Regions from separate parts of the Mus musculus genome. Here region 2 is linked to region 1. Evidence: chromatin loops called from intact Hi-C (ENCODE). Cell type or tissue: left cerebral cortex. All regions are shown on one strand. Each heading gives the region's core, and the rest is flanking DNA. Links, peaks and the distances in the headings are about the cores only.

The links. Peaks named below come from ENCODE experiments on the same cell type or tissue, not always from the same donor. Only the 100,000 strongest peaks of a DNase experiment are listed, where the experiment ranks them.
Region 2: a loop joins it to region 1, with 7 times the contacts of the local background. A loop is called at or near these places in 2 of 42 quality-filtered maps.

The regions. Positions count from the first base shown.
Region 1 is chr8:11,954,144-11,961,600 of GRCm38, reverse strand. It overlaps the pseudogene Gm18318. Among named protein-coding and RNA genes, the nearest start is that of Tex29, 120 kb to the right of the region's middle. In left cerebral cortex, for the core only: a CTCF peak has its summit at 4,397 (motif pointing left); DNase peaks (open chromatin) are centred at 3,140 and 4,398.
Region 2 is chr8:12,383,379-12,390,835 of GRCm38, reverse strand. Sox1ot (Sox1 overlapping transcript) reads right to left here and starts at 5,065. Exons shown (of 8, transcript NR_027975.2): 1 at 4,806-5,065. In left cerebral cortex, for the core only: no CTCF peak of the experiment used is centred there; a DNase peak (open chromatin) is centred at 3,436; H3K4me3 peaks cover 218 bases; H3K27ac peaks cover 115 bases.

The sequences.
Region 1 (7,457 bases), core at 2,844-5,343:
CTTCACAGCCTTTGAGCTCCATACAGTGGCAGGGCAAGCGAGCTGGATCAGCAATGGGCAACTCTGCAGAGGAAACTAACTAAACATGGGCAAAAGAGATCCTAAGAAGTGGACAGGAAAAGTGTCTTCATACATATCTTTGTGCAATCTTGCCAGGAGGAGCACAAGAAGGAGCATGGCAGACTTCCGTCAGCTCCTCGGAGTTCTGTAAGACGTTCTCAGAGAGGTGGAAGACCACCTCTGTTAAAGGAAGGGGAAATTTGAAGGCATGGCAAAAGCTGACAAGGCTCATTATGAGAGAAATGAAAACCTACAACCCCCCAAAGGGGAGACCAAAAGGAAGAACGAGGACCCCAATGTACCCCAGGAGGCGTCGTTCCGCCTTCTTCTTGTTCTGTTCTGAGGACTGCCCAAAAAAATCAGAGGAGAACATCCTGTCTGGCCCACCAATGATGTTGCAAAGACTGGGAGCCATGTGGAATAGCACAGCACTATGAGAAGAAGTTTGTCGAGCTGAAGGAAAAATGTGAAAAGGATATCACTGCCAACAGAGCTAAATGAAAACCTAATGCCGTGGAAAGGGGAGTTGTCAAGGCTGAAAGAAGCAAGAAAAGAAAGAGGAAAAGGAAGAAGACAATGGTGGTTCTAGTGCAGTTTTTTTCTTGTCCATAAAACATTCAATATACCCCCACCCAAAGGAAATTCACTCCCTCTAAAGAAAAAAAAATGGAAATGAAACAAACAAACAAAACCCAAAGATACAAGCAAGATTTTCCAGATTTGGAGGGGCAGACACAGAAGTAGCCAAAAACATAAGCCAAGAGAGTTCTGTGAAGATTCAAATTTGCAGGACCAAGAGAAATGGTGAGCGTTCTGGCTGTGGGTGTGGGTGTAATCCAGAGCCTTGAGAAAGAGTAAAGTCACCGATGAGTTGTACAGTGTAGGGGTGGACCACGCTGTCATTCTACCTCATGGAGTTACCTAAATCCATTTAGATATTAGAAATCAAACATTCCAAATCTGGGCCAGCAGACACCATTTATTTAATATATACAGAGCCATCTTTGTACTGAAGGATGAAGGCAGTCACCAGTCTCAAGTCTCCTAAATTTGAGCGTCTTTACCTTAGCTCTCAAACAGGCCAAAGAAGTGTCTTTTGGTACCTAATATTTGGAACCCATGGCTGGACCCATGACCAAGGACAAACAGAGGTCAATGTGCAGTTGTGTTACATATTCGCTACAGCTGGAGAAGACAAAACTGCAGCTGTAACATAATGGCCTTCCCCCACCTATACAATCCTGGGTCGGTAGAAGGCTGTCAGGGCTTTCAGCGGAATGAGTAATCTCACAGCTAGTGACGTCTCCAACGCCTTCAACCAAGTAAGTGGGTCTTAGGAAAATCCCAGTGACCTAAGCTCCAGTGAACTCTGAACCTAACCAGAGCACCTCCGTTTCAGGTCCAACAGAATACCCTGCCCCAGCATTTTGCTATGTTGCACGAAGAAGAATGGTGGATGAACACAGCAGGGCTTCTCACCTAGATCAGACTGTATAAGGGCAGTTCAGTGAGGGAGAAAGGGCAGAGACAGAGAGTGAGAAGAAAAGGCTGAGAGAAATGGTGGCCCTACTGGGCCAGACAGCATGTGAGAGCCAGGGAGATTGGTCCATGGGGGTCTTGCCTCACTAATAGCCTTAGCTTTCACATCCCAGGTTTCTGCACCATAATATGTTAGACTATTTTAAAAAGCAAATCATAAAGAGAGGCATGGTCTGACTTTAGGTAGGACCACGTTTATTCACAGCTGGGGAGCATTTTGTCACCCACAGTTACCAAAACACCTAAGGGGGGGGGGGGTGGAGATGAAACGCAACCTCATAGGAGCAGAAAAGGACAAAAATGGCCTCCATTGTCCGCAAGGGAAGCTGGGAAGTGTATGACCGCCATAGTGAGCAAGGGAAGCTGGGAAGTGTAGTCCTTCAACAGGAAACCATCTCCATCCACTTCCCATTTAGTGATTATGAAAACAAAATGACTGTATGTTGAGTTCATTTAGTTCTTCACACTGTATTTTTTTTAAATGTTTACAAATTTAATATTTCTGGAGATGCACAGAGAACATTCCCCAAGAGGCTGCCAAAACCAGGTCTCCCAGGAAGGAATAACTTTTTTACCCCTATGGTTTTATTTATGTACAACATTGAATTTTCAATAATGAAGATTATTCATCATGTTCCCATGGGTCTCCAGAAAATGAAGTGCTTGAGGTCTTGGTTTTGTTGTTGTTGTTGTTGTTGTTGTTGTGTTATTTTGTTACCTGTGCCTAAAGTCAGCCTTTCCATAAAATTCTGAGATGTCAGCATACAAACATCCAACACCCCAGAGGGAAAACCAGCCTGAGGGACATGCATGTTCCTGTGGAACTGCAAAGAACATGGTTAAGACCTGAGAGAAGGTTCCAGAAGCTTCACCTTTTCAGAGGGAAGAGATGCATCTACCCTGCTTGTTCCGCACATCTTACCTACACTGCCCGGGGCCTTACCCACTCTAGGGTCACTAGGACAGACTGGCTCTGGCTTTGTCCCACAAATCCCCTTTCTAAGGTGACCTGGTTCCTGTTAACCACACAACCCAGGGACCCTGGCCAGGGGCAGCTATCCTAATACCACTGCTCACAGTCACCCCGCAGGACTCCCTGTCCTACCCAGCTTAGCCCAGACTAGAAACAGGAAGGTCTAATGGCTTCTTGCAGCTCAGCTGCAAGGACAAAGCTGCAGGAGCTCGAAGGACAAAGCTCTCTCTTCCCAGAGAACAGCGCCTCATTGTCACCAAAGGAGGAGAGAAGACACTGCCAGAGATTTTAATGTAAAAATTTCCTTTCCTCAAAACCAGAACAAAAAAAAAAAAAAAAGTAAATCAAAACAAACCCAAAACACTCTGTGAGTCTGAAACGGTGAAGCTAAGGAGAGAGGCAAGAGAGAAAATGCATTTGGATTTTTTTTTTTTTTTGGTGTGATTATATTATTCCTAAAATACCTCATCCTCGGCTTAGGTGCTATTTCAGGGTTTGATTTGGCATTCATATCAGAGAGATCGGTTCACTGCTCCAGGAGAGGAGGAGGCAGGTTTCTCTGTGCTCACTCCCATTGCTGCAGGTAGCCAGGGGCTGTAGAGAGCCCAGGGCAGATGGCCAGCCCAGGAGGACTCGGCCACTGGGGACTCCATCATCTTGCATGAGCACAGACCCTGCAAGGCTGTCCATCCCCCAAAGGCAGACACCTCGGGTAGGACCTGGGCCCGAGGGTGGGGTGTTCCCAGAATATGCACTGTGACCCAGCTCCCTTCTACAGCCCCTGAGACCTCAAGTTCAGAGCCAGCTCACTGCTGGGCAAGTCTGTTTTTTATTGCTATATGAGTACTCCAATAACCAGTTTCTATTCAGGAGATTTGTATGTAGAGCCCCTGGGCATCCTCAGAGCAGCCAGGCCAGTGGCTGGCAGCTGCAGCATGACCAGCTTCACCCCTGCTTGGACTTTCTCTCCTACACACCCCTCCTTCAGGTTATGACTGTGCTCAGACCCACTACCACGGCTGCTTTAGAGAGGCGTAAAGGAATGGCTGACAAACTTTCTAGGGTGACTGATAGCCAGCAGGTCAGAGTTTGGAGCCAGTTGTGATTGCTGTAAACTCTGGCCATTTAGTCATCCCGCTTCCCTCCCCACCTCGGGGCTGGGACAGCACAGCCCACCATTGCTAGCGGTCGAGGACTAGGTCAGTCTTGTGGGTACTTATACAATACTGTTGAAGTCAGCGGACTCATGTGCTTCCGGTTACGCTGTTTGAAAACTTGCTGCGAGCAATAAAGAACAATCTAGAACCAGACATCATGACAGATCAGGAATGTGGGGATTGCCTGTGAGGCCTATCTGCCTCTCTCACTCCAGTCCAGGCATTCCCACTCTGTACGGGACCCCATGCCCATTCCCACAGTCCATTATCCCTGTCTCTAGCTTAAAGTGGACAAGGTGAACCAAGCTGTGGCAGATGTGGTAGGAGTTGGGGGAGGGGCTCCTAGTATTTATGGAAGCAAGTGACAGAGGGCAGTGAGGAAGATGTACATTGGGAGAAGCAGGGGAGGGGCTCCTGCATTAGAGGGAGGGGCTCCTGCGTCAGACTCTTCACCCTCACAGTTGCTTCTGCTCAGTGCCAGCATGACAAGTGCCCAGAGCTTGGCATAATTGCAAGACAGGTGACTTGAGGACCCTTTGGAGCTTTCCAGAACCTAGGGACAGGGTGCGCATGAGCCCAGTCCCCTTCCTGCTTCCTAAGAGACCAAGCTCCAGCCATCACTGCTCACTATCAACTGGCCCTGCTGCACATTTATTTTAAGAGGAATTATGCTGACATCTGGTGGCCAGACGAGAAACTTCACTCTGTAAAAAATTGATTTAAATGTATACCTGTTTAGATAGGTAGGTAGGTAGGTAGGATGGATGGATGGATGGATGGATGGATTTATGGATGGATTTATGGATGGATTTATGGATGGATATATGAATGGATGGATATATGAATGGATGGATATATGAATGGATATATGAATGGATGGATGGATGGATGGATGGATATATGGATATATGGATAGATGGATATATGGATGGATGGATGGATGGATGGATAGATGGATAGATGGATGATAGGTAGGCAGAGAGATAAATTGACATGAATGTAGAAAAGGGACTCCAAAAGTAGAGAAAGAGATCTTAAGGGAGGGGAGAGAAACAGGGATGCTAAATGAAGACGTGATGTGGCTGCAGACTGGGGAAGGAGATCAGAAGGAGGGAGAGAAGAGGCCCAGGAGAGGGGTGGATACATAAAAGCAAAGCAGAAAATGGTTCTCCATGAGGCCATAGCAAGGAAGCCCATTTCTTTGTATGCTAGCCAGAAATTTAATCTTTTTTAAAAAGTGTTCACAATTTCCAGCTAAAGCAGAAAGATCGGTTCTAGATTTAATATGTCCACACCACAGACTGTGGCTCTGAGTGACAGGGAGGAGGGGGGACGTTCAGGACCTGACAGGGACGGACATACAGGCCCACCAGAGCCCTAGAGTCCACCACTGCCCCCTCCTCTAGTGAGCAGACAGAACTAACCACGTCCTATCCCCTGTGAACAACACCCTGTGGATCAGGTCTCAGACCCAGCACCCTGGCGGCCAGCAGTAGCGTTCCCATAGCAACAGAAGCCTTTGAGAAACTTATCTGGAGTAGGGATTCCCCGGGGCCTCTGCCCCTCACAAGGCAGGAGGGAGCTGAGCTGATGGGGAAAGGCTCACACCGGGACAGGATGGACAGGATGGACAGGATGTCCCACCAGCCATGCCGAGCATCATGGGAACATGTAGTCAGGCATTTGGTGGAATCCTGAGAGGGTGCAGCGCACACACCTATGTCTATACTGGCACCATGTTACAGTGAAAGAAGTTCCCATGACCAGTAGCCCAGCCGTGATTGATACTCTCAGACTAAAGGACAACACATTCCAATCCACTATGAAAGATATGTTAATAAACAGGTGACCCAAAGAGCAAACAGCCTGGATATAGCTGTCCCTACCTCCACTCATGCACTTAAGTCAGACCACAGGGGTGGGTGCTCATGGCATGACTACTGTGGTCACTTGCTCGCATGTAAAGCCTTTCTGGGTGGTTTACAATAATGCTGTGACATTTACATTAGAACACACATGAGAAAGGGGCCATGGAAGAAAGAACTGTCGACTCAACTCATCTCCAGCCCCCATCACAGCTACATGCAGAGAACCCCACCATATCCCTCCCATGGTATCACCCTGATTCCACTGGGATTCAACATTTGGAATTTATCTTTGGATTCCCAGACTTCTAAAGTAGATGAAGAAAATCCCAAGGCACCTCTGGTCAGCTGGAGGGCTCTGATCAAGCCTGGCTCCACCCTCCCTACTCTGAGTCCTTAGCGGTGCCAGCTGCCTGCTAAGATACGTCCTAAGGCCATGGAGCTGCCTGCTCAGATCTGGGTCCTGTAGAAAGATGGTGGGGCTGGCTGCTTGGGCCTGTCTCTGCCCTACACAGGGCTGCTACTATGACCAGCCCACTTGGTATTCACAGCACAGATGTGGACATCAACAACTGCGTTTACAAGGAATACCTGTTAGCATTCTGTCTAAGCTCCATCCCACAGTTACCTGGCAACAGTCTGGGCCTGACCCACTATAAAGGGGGCTGCTTGCCCCCTCCTATCTCTCCTGCCCTCTTGTTCTTCCCTTATTGCTCCCACTCTGTCCCCTTGTCACTTCCCCATTCCTTTTCCCCCGCCACCCCCCCACCCCGTCTCTCCCCATGTGCTCATGGCCAGCCTCTACTTCTCTACTCTCTCCTTCTCTGCCTTTCTCTGCCTCTACTTCCCTCCCCATACCCTGAATAAACTCTATTCTATACTATACTACCATGTGGCCGGTCCCTCAGGGGGAAGGGACGCCTTGGCATGGGCCCACTGAGGCACCCCCTTCCCCCATACCTCCATAGAACATATCCCCCCTTTTCTCTTTCTCTTTTTATAAACACATCAATACCAGCTCTCCACGCAGGTTGCTCTGAGAGAACATGCCCACCTCGCCCTTTCATATTTCCCATCACTATTTTCCTGGCTTCTCTTGAGGCCTGGGTCCATCCTGACACTGGACCTATCAGCCGTGCGTCCTTCCCCCACAAGGGCCCTGGGTCCTTCTCTACCCAAGAGTCTCTTTCCAGGAAGCCATGGGCCTCTCTTTCTCTCTGCAGAGGGTTCACTGGGAAGTGAACTCCATGAGCTTCAGACCAAGGCTGTATCTTAGGACTGGGATGGGCCTTTTGGTGATGCAGTCACCTTTAGGTAATTTACGCATGCTCCTGAAGTAGCCCTGTGAGGGCTGCCACTGGTTTAGCTCAGCACGTTGAGCTTGACTAGATCTATTTCTTTGGCCTCTCTATCTAGACTCTCAAGAAAAGTCACACAATAATCGATGCCCACACCGAGACCAACAGAATTGATGGCTCGGTAGGAAAGGTGTTTGGCACACAGGTGTGAGTAACTGAGTTTTATCCCCTGCACCCACACTAATGTCAGGTACTGCAGCATGCTGTAATTCCAGCACTGGGGAGAAGCAGGAGGCCCCTTGAGTCTTGCTGGCAAGCAGTCTAACTAATGATGGAGGTTCAAGTCCTGTGAAAGACCTGCCTCCAAGAAGGCAGAAAACAATTGAAGATACCTGATACTGACCTCTGACCTCTACATGCACACACTCATATGCACACATCTATGAATGCACACACACACACACACACACTTGCACGCACATAAATGTGGGGGGGGGGCATGCACAGTTAATGAAGCTACCTGAATGGACAGAAAAGTCATGCTCAGAAGCCATAATATTTTGAA
Region 2 (7,457 bases), core at 2,055-4,554, 430 kb before region 1:
AGCTGCGTCTGTAGCCACCAGGTTTATGAATGAAAGAGAGGAGGAAAGCCTGGAACCCAAGGGGGCATCGAGCCCTCTCTCCCCCGGAGCTGCGGGTACTAGGGAAGAGGCGACTGAGATGCCAGCGAGGCTGGACCGCCGCCGGGTGCCAGGCCTCGCGGGTTTGGAACCGAGCGCGCCCGCTTCGTCGCGTGAAATTTTCTGACAAGAATTTCAGCAGACCCACTTTGCGAGTACACCTGGGCACCCGATTCCGAATCTCTCTACTGGGTCCCAACCCATGCCTGCAAGGAGGGCTGAGCACCCAAGCAGCCGCTAAGGCTTTCCATCCAGTGGCCTTTGAAAAGACAAGTGCTGCCTGGGTTCCCACCCATCGCGAGTGCCGGCTGGGTGTCCACAGCGCCCCTGGCACTCACACTCGACAGAAGCAACTCTACCCTCCGCAGGTACCCTGGGTGCGCCGGGCGCTGGTGGCACCGGAGGCTGTCCGCACCCATGTGTCCTTGCCGATCGAAAAAGGGCAGCTCTAGTGGGTGCCCAGGCTTGTGCCCAATGTCTTTTCCCCTTTCCAACTCTTGGCTGAGCGGGTACTTGGCCTTGGGCTAAAGGAGAAGGTTAACAATTAGAGGGTGTGGGCCCGCTTCCCTTCCTGCAAAAGAAGGGGAAGCAAAAAAAAAAAAAAAAAAAAAAATCCGTTTGCACTTGCCTGCGAAGCAAATTGTGACCCCCCCCTCCTCTTGCTTCCCTTTCTCTCTGCCAAGTAGGGCCTGGGCTAGAGATGCTATTTCAGGGTCAGCTTGCCATCGGGGCTCTACCCGGCATCTGACAGATGCCGCATTCTGCCTGGGTTGGAAATGCCTTTCCTACATTCTTTTTTGCCTCTAGATTTCTAGTACACTCAAAATTTGTGCTCAAGCCTGGGAGTCAGAATCTGACCCTGCCGGAGGAGAGGGCTCACGGTGAGCCTGGGGTTCTGAGAAGAGACATAGTCTCTGTAATTTGGTTGCGCTTTTCAGAAAAGCCACGGGCGGAAGCTGCACTTTCTGCGGTTTTAACCCAGATGTTTTCAGGGCGAGATTTTTATGTACTTTAAAATTTTCTGCCGCCGTTCTTAATTTTTCTCTTACTCTTTGGTTTAACTACATCAGCACAATATTCTCCTTCAAGATAAATATACTGTATTGTGATTCATCCGTGTCTTATTTTGTCAGCAATTACTGCAAAATTAAATGGGTCACTGTGAAAGTTTCATTTACTCAACCCCCCGTAATTAACAGTTTGAATACACCTTTTTTTTTTACATTGTGCAAAAGTTGTAATTTTCCAATGCATGTTGTGTCTTCCTGATAAAGAATGCTGGTTAAGTTCGATGTGATCATAAGGATTCAAAGCTCTCCTCCCAGGGGAGTGCTGTTGGGCTTGCTTTTCCCTACGACCAGGCAAAGCCTGTGCACAAGATCAAACTTTTCTGAACAGTTGAGCTTCACGGCCTGCTCAAATCAAAATTTGCAGAGGGTAAACCAGGGAGAACAGAAAGTGCCCGATTAAGGGACATTCCCAAGGAAACCTTTAACAGCAAGACTCTGGGCTAAGCAGCCAAGCCTGCATTCTGCTCTGCCTGGAGAGTGGAAGGCAAGGTGAGCTGAGACATAGGGGTGGTGATGCTAACCTTTTCACTCTGCCTGAAACAATGTTTCAGCTCTACAGCGAGGCTCAACAGGCCCAAAGGTGTCCATGACCAGGGATGTGTGCATGAAGCATACATTTGGAGTATGACTGCCCTCTCTCACATTCTCGCTCATTTAGCCCCCAAATAGAAAAGGCACCGCTCACAAGAGGAGACAAGTCATGAGGAATTTCTATATGAAGAGGAATAAAGTGAAACTAGAGATGCTTTTTTCCCCTTACAGGCCATCCCAGTTATTGCAAATTAGATTAGCTACACGGGCTGCAATATAAACATGGCAGGAGGTTCACGCCAGTGAAAACCCATCCACTCCAATCTCGCCTTTCATCGGAACAGCTCACATAAATCACATCTTGTCCTTTAATACACTTTTCAATGAGATTAAAACATCACTCTGACACAATTTCAAGCCCTTTCAGTCATGTGCCTTGCTTTACTTCAGAAAGTAGCTAACGGGAAAAGTAGGTCCGAGAATATCTCCAGGCTGTGGGAAGGGCTTTACTGCTCTATGAGGGGGCTAATGGAGGACCCTTTGGCCCCATCTGAACGCCATTCATCTTCCCCTTGCAAACATACAAAGCAGCTGGTCCAGCAGCAGAAATCAGATTTCCCTGGGGAGAGAGGCCTGTTGACAACTGCTTGTGCACAGGAGCCTTTGGGAGCAGCACACTGTGGACAGGAGGGTTGAGAAGGATCACAGCCACCTTCCAGGGCTCAGACGCCCTTCAGGACATTTTGGGAAGGAGCTCCAGGAAAAGGGGTGGAGAGGAGAGGTGAGGAGCAGAAAGAAGACAAGAGGGACACACAGAGAAAGGCACATACAGAGAGAGACACATAGATGGAGAGAGACAGAGAAGTAGAGATAAAGATAAAGATAGATGGATAGATACATAAGATGTGTAGGGTTTCCGGTAGCCTTTGAGTACTAACTTAGGAGTGAAGGGAAAAAGAGGTTATTTTTCTATAAAATTGGCTAAGGGCTCAGATCAGCACCCCTTACTGTCCCCCAGAAATGCCTCATCTCTCCCTCAGGGACGGGCTACTTCTGGGTCAGACATTGACCCTGGATTTCAGAAGGACAAAGAACCCTAGCAGGCAGCAGGAGAGGGGTGTTTGAACCCTATCTGTTCAGTCTTCAAGATATCTAAAATTGCGTGTCTAACTGAATGCTCAGGCATATCTTTTTCTGGAAGACAGACTGGACACAGCTCATCCCATCTCCCTCTGGATTCAGGTCGGCCACATGGAGTATTCTCTCTCTCTCTCTCTCTCTCTCTCTCTCTCTCTCTCTCTCTCTCTCTCTCTCTCTCCCTCCCTCCCTCCCTCCCTCCCTCCGTCCTGCAGTGTTGGGCTCATTGCTGGGAGCAGCGGGTGAGACTACAAACCTCGGAGGCAGAACATCTGTGGGAGGTTTCTCCTGAGGGACCACTTCCCTCCACCCCAGTCACCCTTTCCAGCCTCTTCCTCAGTCTTTAACTCCCAGGCTCAATCGCTTTAGTAGGGCCCAGTAGGAAGCCACCTGGTGGCTTTCTGTTCAACTTCACTGAGCGCCCAAACATCTCCCGTGGGAGTCCTTGTTCAGGTAGTGCTACAAGGTCTGCCTTGCTCTGTCCTAAAACTCCTAGGTGAGGAAACCTGACGGAGTGCAGGAGGGGGACAACTCTCTTTCCTCTTTCCTGAGGATGCTGAATTTGACCACAGTCAGTGTTCACACCCCAGCTCTACTGGGCCTGTGGCCAGTGAGGGTGTTTCCTAGCAGCGACACCCACCCGCCAAGCTGCAGGAGATAAAACTACTGAGGACCAAGTAGGACTCTTCTCTCCAGCGGGAGGGAAAAACCTCCTCTGAACCTATCAGGGTGCAATGAAAGCAGCTACCTTCCAAGCCCAGCTTTCCACAAAGGGGCATCCAGAACGCGGGGCGGGGCGGGGGGGGGGGCTTCGCACTGCAGGAAATCAATGGCAGAAAGCGGGCCTTTAATGGGTTAATTGACTGGAGGCCTCTATCGCCTTCAAACACCTGTTTCCTGCCAGTGGAGGCGGCCTGTCTGGTCCCTGCCTAGGTCGATGATGTGTCTGTCCGCCTTGCTCGCTCATCGACTCTAGCCCGTGCCGAAAATCCATTTCACCTCTGAAAGACGCTGACTACTTCCGTCTGCCTGCTACTGGAACTGGGTAAAAGAGGGTGCAGATGAGGGTGGTCAGCGGTGTCCTAGAGACTTCTGAGTGTGCACAAGTTTAACTAAAAACAAAAAACAAAAACAACAACAACAACAACAAAAACCCAAACCAAACCCTAATGGTGCGTTTGACGAGGGAGGACGCCACCACCTAGGCTGGGCCTTTATGCCAGGGTCACCCCTACCTAGGGAGGGCCCTCGAGGCGTGCAGTCCTCAAGATCAGACTGCGGGAGTCCTCCTCTCGCCGGCGCACGACCTCCACCGCGCCAGTGCGGCTTCTGGGCAGGGACCGGGTCCAAAGGCACTCTGCGAGTAGAGGGCTCCCGGCTGATTGATTTTTTTTTTTTTTGTAGCAGAATTAATACAGTCAAGTCTGTCGGTCAGTCAAAGTAAAATTGATTCTTTGCCCAAAACACCTCTCACTAAGTGGCACACGCTTCAACATGTTAATTTTTTGAAGGTAATTTCAACCCGTGGGTTTAGTTCTCGATGCTGCCTCGGGTGGTGGCAAAGAGCCCGCAGCCTGGCCTCGGTAGGGCCGGGGGCGGGGCGGAGGCAGGCGACCTGAAGGAGTACCGCCACCCACTAAATCTTGCCCCCGTAGCCACAGGGCTCGATCTCCCTTCTTCTCCATCTTGAAGGGCGATCCACCTAGACAAGGCGTTGGGCCGTTGGGCGGTGGCCAATCCGAAAGGCTAAGGACCGGGGAGGAGTGAACTTACAGATAAGAAAATGACCAATGGACCCGCGAGACCGCTCGGAAGCTCATCCCCCCCCCCTTACCGGGCCACTCTCCACAGAGGCCAGCAGGTTGCGAGCACCCTGCACAACCTCCCGGAAAGTATCGATGGAGACCCGCGTCCATCCTTGCGCCTCTCCCGCCACCAATCCCTGCTCGGCCGGTGGAGCCCCCGCGCGCGAGTTCGAGACACACTTACAGTTAGTTCTTCCTGCAGCCCGCCGGGTCCGCAGCGCTTGGCCCGCCTGCACCTTCGCAGCCCTGTCTGGTTGCGGGCCGCGTGGGACCTGGGCTCCCCGCAGGCCAAGCGCACGCGCTGAAGCCCGCGGACCCCGGCCCGGCCAGGCTCCGAGCAGCGACGGCGCCCGCGCCACGCGCACGCACACTCACACGCGCACCCCCGCTCGCACACTCGCTCGCACAAGCTCCTTGCTCCTCGTTCGGCACACACACTCGCAGACGCACACACTGCAGGCGAGAGAGACAAGAAAATGAAATTTATTATTGATAGAAAAGACTCGCAAGACAATTTCAGGTTATTGTTTCTCTCTGGAAAAGGGGGATCCCGCCACATAATGAAGCGCCTTTTGTGTGGCACTGAACAATACCAAACAAGTATTCTAATAAATAGCCGCGTTTTTGTTCCTGCTCGGCAGTGAATAGAAGGGAGCCGTTGCTTCGCGAGCAGCTGGGACGCCGAGCCGAGCGGGGAGGTGGAGCCGCTGCTCGCCCTCCTCTAGCCGCTCCCCAGCCGGGTCCCCGCCGCTCCCTATTCGCCGGCGCCCGCCGCCCCTCCCGCTGGCCCGACCGCAGAGGTTCGGGACCCTTGGACCATAGGGATTCCTCCCCCTCCTCCAGAGACGATGGCACCCCCTATCCCTGTCAGCAGTCACTTGTGGCATCCCACGGGCGGCGACTGTCACCTGGAGCGGCTTTCCGGCTTTCCCTACCTCTTGCAGGAGGGACGCCCCCACCCGCACTCCTGAGTCAGCGCGGTCATTGCGCGGGATCTGAGCCGCGCGCCCCCTCCGCCCCCACCGCGTCCTCGCAGTGGGTTTTTTTCAGCTCTGCTCTCGGCTGGAGCTTTGTTGTCTCGCCGAGGGGACACCTTGGACGTGGGCGCTGCGCCAGGCCTCCCCCGGAGCAGCGAGGGCAGGTTTCCCCCCTCCTACGATGCGCTCCTCAACCCCACCCCCCTCCAGTGCTCGCTCTACCAAGGGCAGCAACAGAAGGAAAGACAGAGTCTAAGGATCAGTGTGTGAACACAAAGCTCTCAGGTTAAAAAAGACAAGACGAAGAAAAAGGAAAGAAAAGAAAAAAAGAAAAAGAAAAAGAAAGTCGCCCAGACAGGAGTCTGTCAGGGTGCACACAGGGAGAGGGAGTGGGGCGGGACTCTCAGGGGCAGTAGCCATTGCGTGGCCAGCCTGTCTGCATGGGTGGGGGGGGGGCACGACCCTCCCAACACTCTGTAATCCCCTCCTTTGGCGGGTCCCTGACCCTGGCCTCTGCAAGGCTGGAGCTGCCGACCAGCCCACCGCTAAGCAGGGTGAACGGCCCGGGACGGGATGCAGCTCAGGAGAGAACCTCTGAGAAGGAGCCCGGCTGCAGCCGCTCAAGTCTGGCTTTCAGTTTCTCCTCGCTTCCAGGTCTCTCTTTCCCCTTTGGTCCCTAACTGTAGGAAGGTGTCAGCACTTTGGACTGGAGACCCAAACCCTCTGCGACACCTAGGAAATGTTCCAGGAGCAAACTTTCTTTTTTCTTTCTTTTCTTAAAGGGATGATAACTCCCAAAGCATTTACAATTCACTCTCAACCTAAGGAAAGACGTTCACTTTATATATATATGTATGTATAAAAATTGTACAAACAAAGCACACGTGACAGTACCAGTGTTTGCTCACCCGGTCGGGGTGCTGGCAGTGTGTACTTATCTGAAGCACACTCTCCTGGACAAATGCATGCGCCCCTCCCCCCGCAGCTGCAGGTTTTCAGCAGATCCGTGTCTGGCTCTAACCTCAGGGATAAAACCCCACATGACTCTCCCTCCGTGGATCTTAATCTAGGCAAGCACTTTGTCATTTGCAAATTATTTCTTAATCGGACCGAGCGATTTCGGTGTGCATGCAGTACGGGGATTTAGTGTGCAGAGGATCGCCGAAGCCGAGGAGCTGTCCAGGAATCCTTTCCCTAGTTGCAAGGCTTTTCCCCCAAAGACACGTTGGTCTGACCGAGAGGAAGAATAAAACCGGCGGAAGTCCTTGGTGACTCATTTTTGGGTTTTTGTTTATTTGTTTGTTTTTGCTTTTCTTCAATCTCTTTCTGAGAAACTGCATTCCCTTGGAGTTTTAAATAATTTAGCTCAGTTATTCCAAATGTCGGCAACACCAAGAAGAGGGAGTTTGGCCTTGGTTTTTTTTTCCCCCCTCAAAAACCCGGGTTTGTGCAGGAATCTGGGGGCAGGAAATGAGGAGACTTTGGAGTTGGAGTCGTTCCAGCAGACACCGGGAAGCGCTTTCCTTTTGTATGGAAAATGGAAACATTTTGGAATCCGGCTTTAAAACTTTGACTTATATTTTACATGTTAAATCACTGAAAGATTGGGTACAACAGTGTGTAAAGACTCAGAACCTGCAAATATTTGAATGGTTTTTGTGAGCGGAGCAGCTGCCAGTCAGCTGGCTTTGACAGGCTGTCACAGTTTTGTCATTTAATAGTGGGTGTTAGCCTAAGTGCAAAACACTCTGGCAAACAGATGTCAAACCCGTATCAATGGGGGTTGTGAAGTGGAGTTTAACCCGCATCACGGGGAGCTCCTGTGCACACGGATCCTTGGATCCTCGGATCCTCGGTGC